Linked DNA regions of Mus musculus: region 2 is linked to region 1. The links are chromatin loops, found by intact Hi-C in ENCODE. Cell type or tissue: heart. All regions are shown on one strand. Links, peaks and the distances in the headings refer to the core of each region. The heading gives the core; the rest is flanking DNA. Region 1 has its middle 6.3 kb from the start of 4930538L07Rik. Region 2 has its middle 47 kb from the start of Peli2.

Region 1 (2,913 bases), core at 302-2,801:
CAGTCACCGATAGGCTGACAGGTCCGGATCACGAGGAACAGTCCAGCCTGGCAGGCAGCCCACACATGCAGCCTCACTGCAAGGCAGTAAACATGTGGGGTTCACGGGGCCTGGCACTGGGCCAGGGCACTGTCTAGGCCCATGCAGCCGAACCCGCTTCCTACATCTGCCTGCCTCTGCCTTCTGAGTGCTGGGATTAAAGGCATGTGCCACCATACCCGGCTCAGGCAGATTCTAAGGACAAGAGCAAAAAGCAGCTAGTTCTTTGCCAACATATCACAAGAATGGTCTCAATTATAACCGATATTGTTTCCCTCTGAGACGTCCTGAGCTTGTCTCTGTAGTCCACATTGCTTTTAGCACTATTATATAAGCTCCTACTAGGATAGCCCATAAAACTAGCTTACAGCATTCTACTGCTTTCTCTGTCCTAAGTCTTCCACATTTCTCCCCAAAACAGAATGATCGGTCCTCTCAAGGCAACAGCCCACTCCCTGGTACCAACTTCTGTCTTAATTACTTCTCTCTTGTTGTGATAAGACATCATGGCCAAAGAAACTTCATAAACATCATGGTGGAGAAACATGGCAGCAGGCAGGCAGGCAGGGCACTAGAGCAGTAGAGGAGGGCTCACATCTTAATTGACAAGCACAAGGAAGAGAGCGGGGAGGGGAGAGGAAGAGGGGAAGGGGAGAGAGCTCTCCTTTCTCAAAGGCTGCCCCCAGTGGCTCACCTTCAACAAGGCCACACCTCCTAGCAAGCATTTCTTTCCAAACTGCTTTGCAAATAGTTCTACCAACTGGAACCAAGTATTGAAATACAGAAGCACTTGGAGCCATTCTCCACTCTCCAGCCTAGGTGCAGTGATAAGGTTCAGATTCCGCGAGAGGACCTGTTTTGAAAAATAAAGATGGAGGAACTGGAGAGCTGGCTCTGGTTCAGAGCACTGGCTGCTCTTCCAGAGGACAGGGCTTCAATTCCCAGCACCCACATTGGTGGCTCACAACTATCTGTAACTCTGTTCTTTTCTGGCTTTCAAGGACACCAGGCACTCACGAGGTGCAGATACACATTACAGGCAAAACACCCATGCATATAAAATAACAACAGACACACACACACACACACACACACACACACACACGGTGGAGACTAAGAAGGGACAAACATCTGATGTCCACCTCTGGCTCCCACATGCACCCACATGCACATGCACACACTAAAAGTAGCCAGTACACACAACACACAATGAACACATGTAAACAAACATTGGAAAGTTTTGCTTGCAATATAAAATTGAAAACAATTGTGTGTGAGTGCCTGAGTGTATGTGTGCATACCATAGTCCTTGGAGACCAGAAGAAGACACAGATCCCTTGGAATTGGAGCAGCCATTTGATGTGGGTGGTGGGAACCAAACTGGGGTCCTCTGTAAAGCAGAAAGTCCCCTTAATGATTGAAGTGTCTCTCCAGCCCCATGTTTGTTCTGATTTTTTTTCTTATAACCTGATCACACAGTTATCAGGTGTAAATTTCTAGATGACAATGTTGGCTTTTAATATCAAAAGGCTAAAGAAGCCTGAGTCTAAAGCAGTGCCAGATGAGATGAGTGGCCGGGAGAGTATATGCAGTTCCCAGAGCTGTCCAGATGCACACGGTCACCTGCAAAAGCACACGGAGGGACCCCACACACTAGAGAAACAAAAGGAAGTCTTTCCACCACCACCACCACCACCACAATCATGATCAGCATCACCTTTGCCATCCATCCTTTAACTTGCAACTTTCACTTGCAACTCCTCTCACACATTCACGAGTTCCGTCACTAGGGGGAGGTAACAGACAGTGCATATAAGCAAACTTGAAAGGCTATAGTTCTCTTGAAATGATGCTTGAGAATTTAACATAGGTAAAGCAGAGGCTTGTTTTCAGGGCTGGTTGTCCTCTTCATCAAGGTTTGAGCTTTGGATACACACACACACACACACACACACACACACACACACACACACACACACACACACACACACACACACATCTTCATCTGTCACTTTTGCTCAATAAGTAGCCTTTTTCTTTATTCTCTGACTTCCTGCCTCTTTCTCCATGGGACTCTACTGGGCCATTTCTGTTTTCCCTGGGGTGCCTCGCTCTCTCCATCCCATTCCATTCCCATCTGAGTCTGCAACTTTGTTGCCAACTCCCAAGTGGTGACTCACGGGGATGGGGAGGGGAGGAGGGGTGTCTCTGAAGCCTGGCCTGTTTGGACACTTAATGTACTACTCTGAGTATTTTCTAGGTCATTTTCATCCCCCTTTTTCTTCCTATGGTGATTCCCCCCCTCTTTCCATTATTCCACATCTGTCTTCATTTCCATCCTGCCTGGTAGAATGCCAGGCCCCGTTCCAGGCCTAACCAGTCAGCGGCTAGTTAGCTCCGACTCAGAATTGATCTGATCGTAGCTTCAGGGTACTCCGTCCCCCTGCAGGTAAACCGCTGTCCATTTTCTAGTGCTGGTTTGCTGGCCCTTGCCCCTCTTGATCTTGTGGTTGGCCAGTCTGTTTTCTCTACTCTTCAAGGGTTTTCCGAGGCCAGTCCCAAAGTTTTTCTGTGAATAAGTTCACTGTGGGGACTGCTCTGCTCCCCCAGGTACAAGTGACCTCTCCCACCCCAGCCTGCTTAGAACTATAGCCTTGTGGCATTTCTAGTCTATCAGAACACCGTCAGCACGATCCTGTAGACAGACACGCACACCAGGAATGGGTTTCCTACAGTGCTGGGTGTGAGGAGTCTGAGACTTGGGCAGGTCTAGCCAGTTTTGGATTGTAGATGGCCTGCTTCTTGTATCCAAGAAGATGGATTTCCCAGCCCACTTCTCTTTGTGTGGTAAAAGAGAGAGCACTCACCCCTTTC
Region 2 (2,913 bases), core at 182-2,681, 320 kb after region 1:
GGAGAAAGACTAAATCTTTCAAAAAGAAGAGTTGTAGTTGAAAAGTGTTTGATCTCCTGTTGCTCTGGTTTCTGGGACACACTTGCTTCTAGAGGGGTGGGGCTAAATAATCCAAGTGGGAGATTAAATAGAGAGAACTGATTACTAAAAAATTAAGGATCTTGTAATTCCATAAAGGGCCAAACTAGTGCTCTCTGTCTCTGTCTCTCTGTCTCTCTGTCTCTCTGTCTCTCTGTCTCTCTGTCTCTCTGTCTCTCTGTCTCTGTCTCTCTGTGTCTCTGTCTCTGTCTCTGTCTCTGTCTCTGTCTCTCTCTCTCTCTCTCTCTCACACACACACACACACACACACACACACACACACACAAACAAACAAGCAAACAAAAAGCAAAGCACAAAACCCAAGGATAAACTATGGAACAAACACCGAATCCAACTGGGGTGGTTTACAGAGCTCTCCTTCCCTTGCAAGTTCCATGAGAATTCAGAGTTTTAAGGGGTTTATTTTTGTTTTTGCCATCCTATTTTTTAATTCTCAAGGTTTCTTGACCTTAACATTAACATTTTACTATCTTGCACAGGAAAGTAGAAGCCATCCATACGCCTTGATTAAGTTTCAAGATCAAATAGGTGATGTTACATATGGACAGATCTTACCGCCCCACCCCCTTAAAGCTATGTCCAGAGTGTGAAATACATGGAGGAAGGGGTCGCTCTTCGGCCCTTCACCCCATGCTCAAGGCCAACAGCAGCAGAGCGTCACAGCCTTCAGTCCTGTGGTCTGCATGTTGGTCTTCAAGTCACCAGTACAGCAGGTAGCAGCGTAGCAACCATCAATCTCTCACCACCGCTAAGGGGTCTGTCAAATCAGATTCACACTCTCACTAGGAATGATGGTGCTCTCTGGGACAGAAACTGCTGCTAACCTTCAACAAGCGTAGCCCCTCAGGAACAATTGGCTGCTAGAACCAGGGAACGACTGTGTGGAGAATGAGTCTGACAATAGGAGCCTTTGGTACAAAGAGGCAGCTGAGCCTTTGTGGACAGAAGGAGCTGGGTAAGTGAGCCCCAGACCATGTGTTTCTCGACCTCTGACCTCCTGACAGCATGTGCTATCTGCCGGGCTCTGCTGCTCATTGTCTGCCCTGATCAGCCTCCGGCTTCATGAAGCTGAGTGGAGAGTCTATCCGATGAGATTGTGGGAAAATTCCACTTGATATCAGGTCGGGAGGACAGTGCTGTTTGTCCTTCCCTTCCCTTCGCTTCTTCTGTGGGCGAGCATGAAGGCAAAACAGAGCAGGGTCCCGTGGATTCTGAGGCCACAGCCTTTCCCGTATCTCTTTTCCCAGCAGTTAGATGGGAGCGAGCGAGCCACAGGCCTCTCAGATGAATGACGCAATCTCCATTCCAAGTTTAGCATTCTAAGCCCGCTGAATGGTTTGGCAAGAGAGTCCCAGCCGGTGCTGTTAGAGGACGTGGGAGACTGTTTTGCTCCTAACAAGTCTGAAGCAGAACACTCAAGAAAAATTTCCTCTCTTCTTCTAATCTGTCTACAGATGAGGTTCCCTGACTCGCCATCCAATCCAATCCCTGGCCACCAGGGAGACAATGAGCTTTCAAGAACATTTCTTATTATCCAGTCTCTATGTTTTTGACTGAAACCTGATATTTTGATTTCAGTGTCCCCTGATGGCCATCACCCAAATGTGTTTTTAAGATTTCATTCCACTGCTGGTTACTGGTGCCACAAATAGGAAGCTGGGTTTTATTTCTGTAGTTTTGCCGTTGTTGTTGTTGCTGTTGTTGTTGTTGTCGTTTTTCCTTGTTGTGAAAAAATGTTTGCCTGCTAATTTTCAGAAATAAGTATTCTAAAACTGTCCATGGAACAGTCTAGAAGGGGCCCGAAGAATGAAAAAGGCCTGTCTAAGATTCATGTTAGCATCTGGCCTGTATTTAAATGATCACATTAGAAGAGAAGCCTGTGGGAATTCAGCTTAATTAACTAAAATATTTACTGCTGATGTAAAGATAAAAGGGAGACAGGAAAGAAATTAATGTTAAAAATGCATTTAACATATTATTGCCTCCTCCCTTTGATGGGAGAGTAAGCAAAGCAAAGCAGAGTGAGCACCCACATTCTATATATAATTTATCACATTTCTCATCCAGTCGCTGAAAACCCATTCAGTATTTATAGTCAGCGTGGTCAGTGCACTTATTTATAACATGGTGTATTTTCTAATTGTGTTTAAAGACATTTGCTCACTTTAATATTTAAAGCCTGGTTACAAACAAAACAAAACAAAACAAAACAAAACAAAACAAAACAAAACAAATCCCCTCCTCTTTGTATTTTGTGTTTGAAGATCTCCCAAACATTATCAACAATAATCTTGGAAGCAATCTTATAAGCATGTTTTTATTCTTCCTGGGACAGGGAAATTATATAAGAAGAGTTAGGATGCAAGGCCGTTGGACAGGGAGAAGAGAATGGTGCTCTCTTGTCTCCTCTGGCCATGGCTCTCTGTCTCCTCTGCCCAACACTTTCTGTACCAGTTGCTTTTCTCACTGCTGAGACACACCCGGCAAACTCGACTGAAGGGAAGATGGTTTATTTTGGCCCGTATCAGAGTGTCACTTGTGGCAACAGAAACACAGCACAGGACAACTGCAAGCCACATTGAGTCTGTGATCCAGAAGCAGAGAGAGACGAATGGACGCTGGTATTCATGGCTTTTTATCAGTTCAGATCACTAGCCCATGAGATGCTACCACCCATATTCAGGCTGTGTCTTCCAACCTCAGGTCAATCTCTCTGGAAAAAACTCACAGAGATGCTCAGAAGCGTGCCTTCTAGAGACTGTAAATCCTCGCTGACAGTCAAGACTAACCATCCCGTTTCCACAGCCTTTCCTT

The links. Hi-C counts contacts between places; a loop is a spot of excess contacts. Peaks named below come from ENCODE experiments on the same cell type or tissue, not always from the same donor. Only the 100,000 strongest peaks of a DNase experiment are listed, where the experiment ranks them.
Region 2: it touches region 1 in a loop (2.4-fold over the local background); 2 of 42 quality-filtered maps call a loop at or near these places.

What each region holds. Positions count from the first base shown.
Region 1 is chr14:47,749,781-47,752,693 of GRCm38, forward strand. No RefSeq gene overlaps it. Among named protein-coding and RNA genes, the nearest start is that of 4930538L07Rik, 6.3 kb to the right of the region's middle. In heart, for the core only: a CTCF peak has its summit at 1,814 (motif pointing right); a DNase peak (open chromatin) is centred at 2,191.
Region 2 is chr14:48,072,655-48,075,567 of GRCm38, forward strand. No RefSeq gene overlaps it. Among named protein-coding and RNA genes, the nearest start is that of Peli2, 47 kb to the right of the region's middle. In heart, for the core only: no CTCF peak of the experiment used is centred there; a DNase peak (open chromatin) is centred at 1,417; H3K27ac peaks cover 1,127 bases.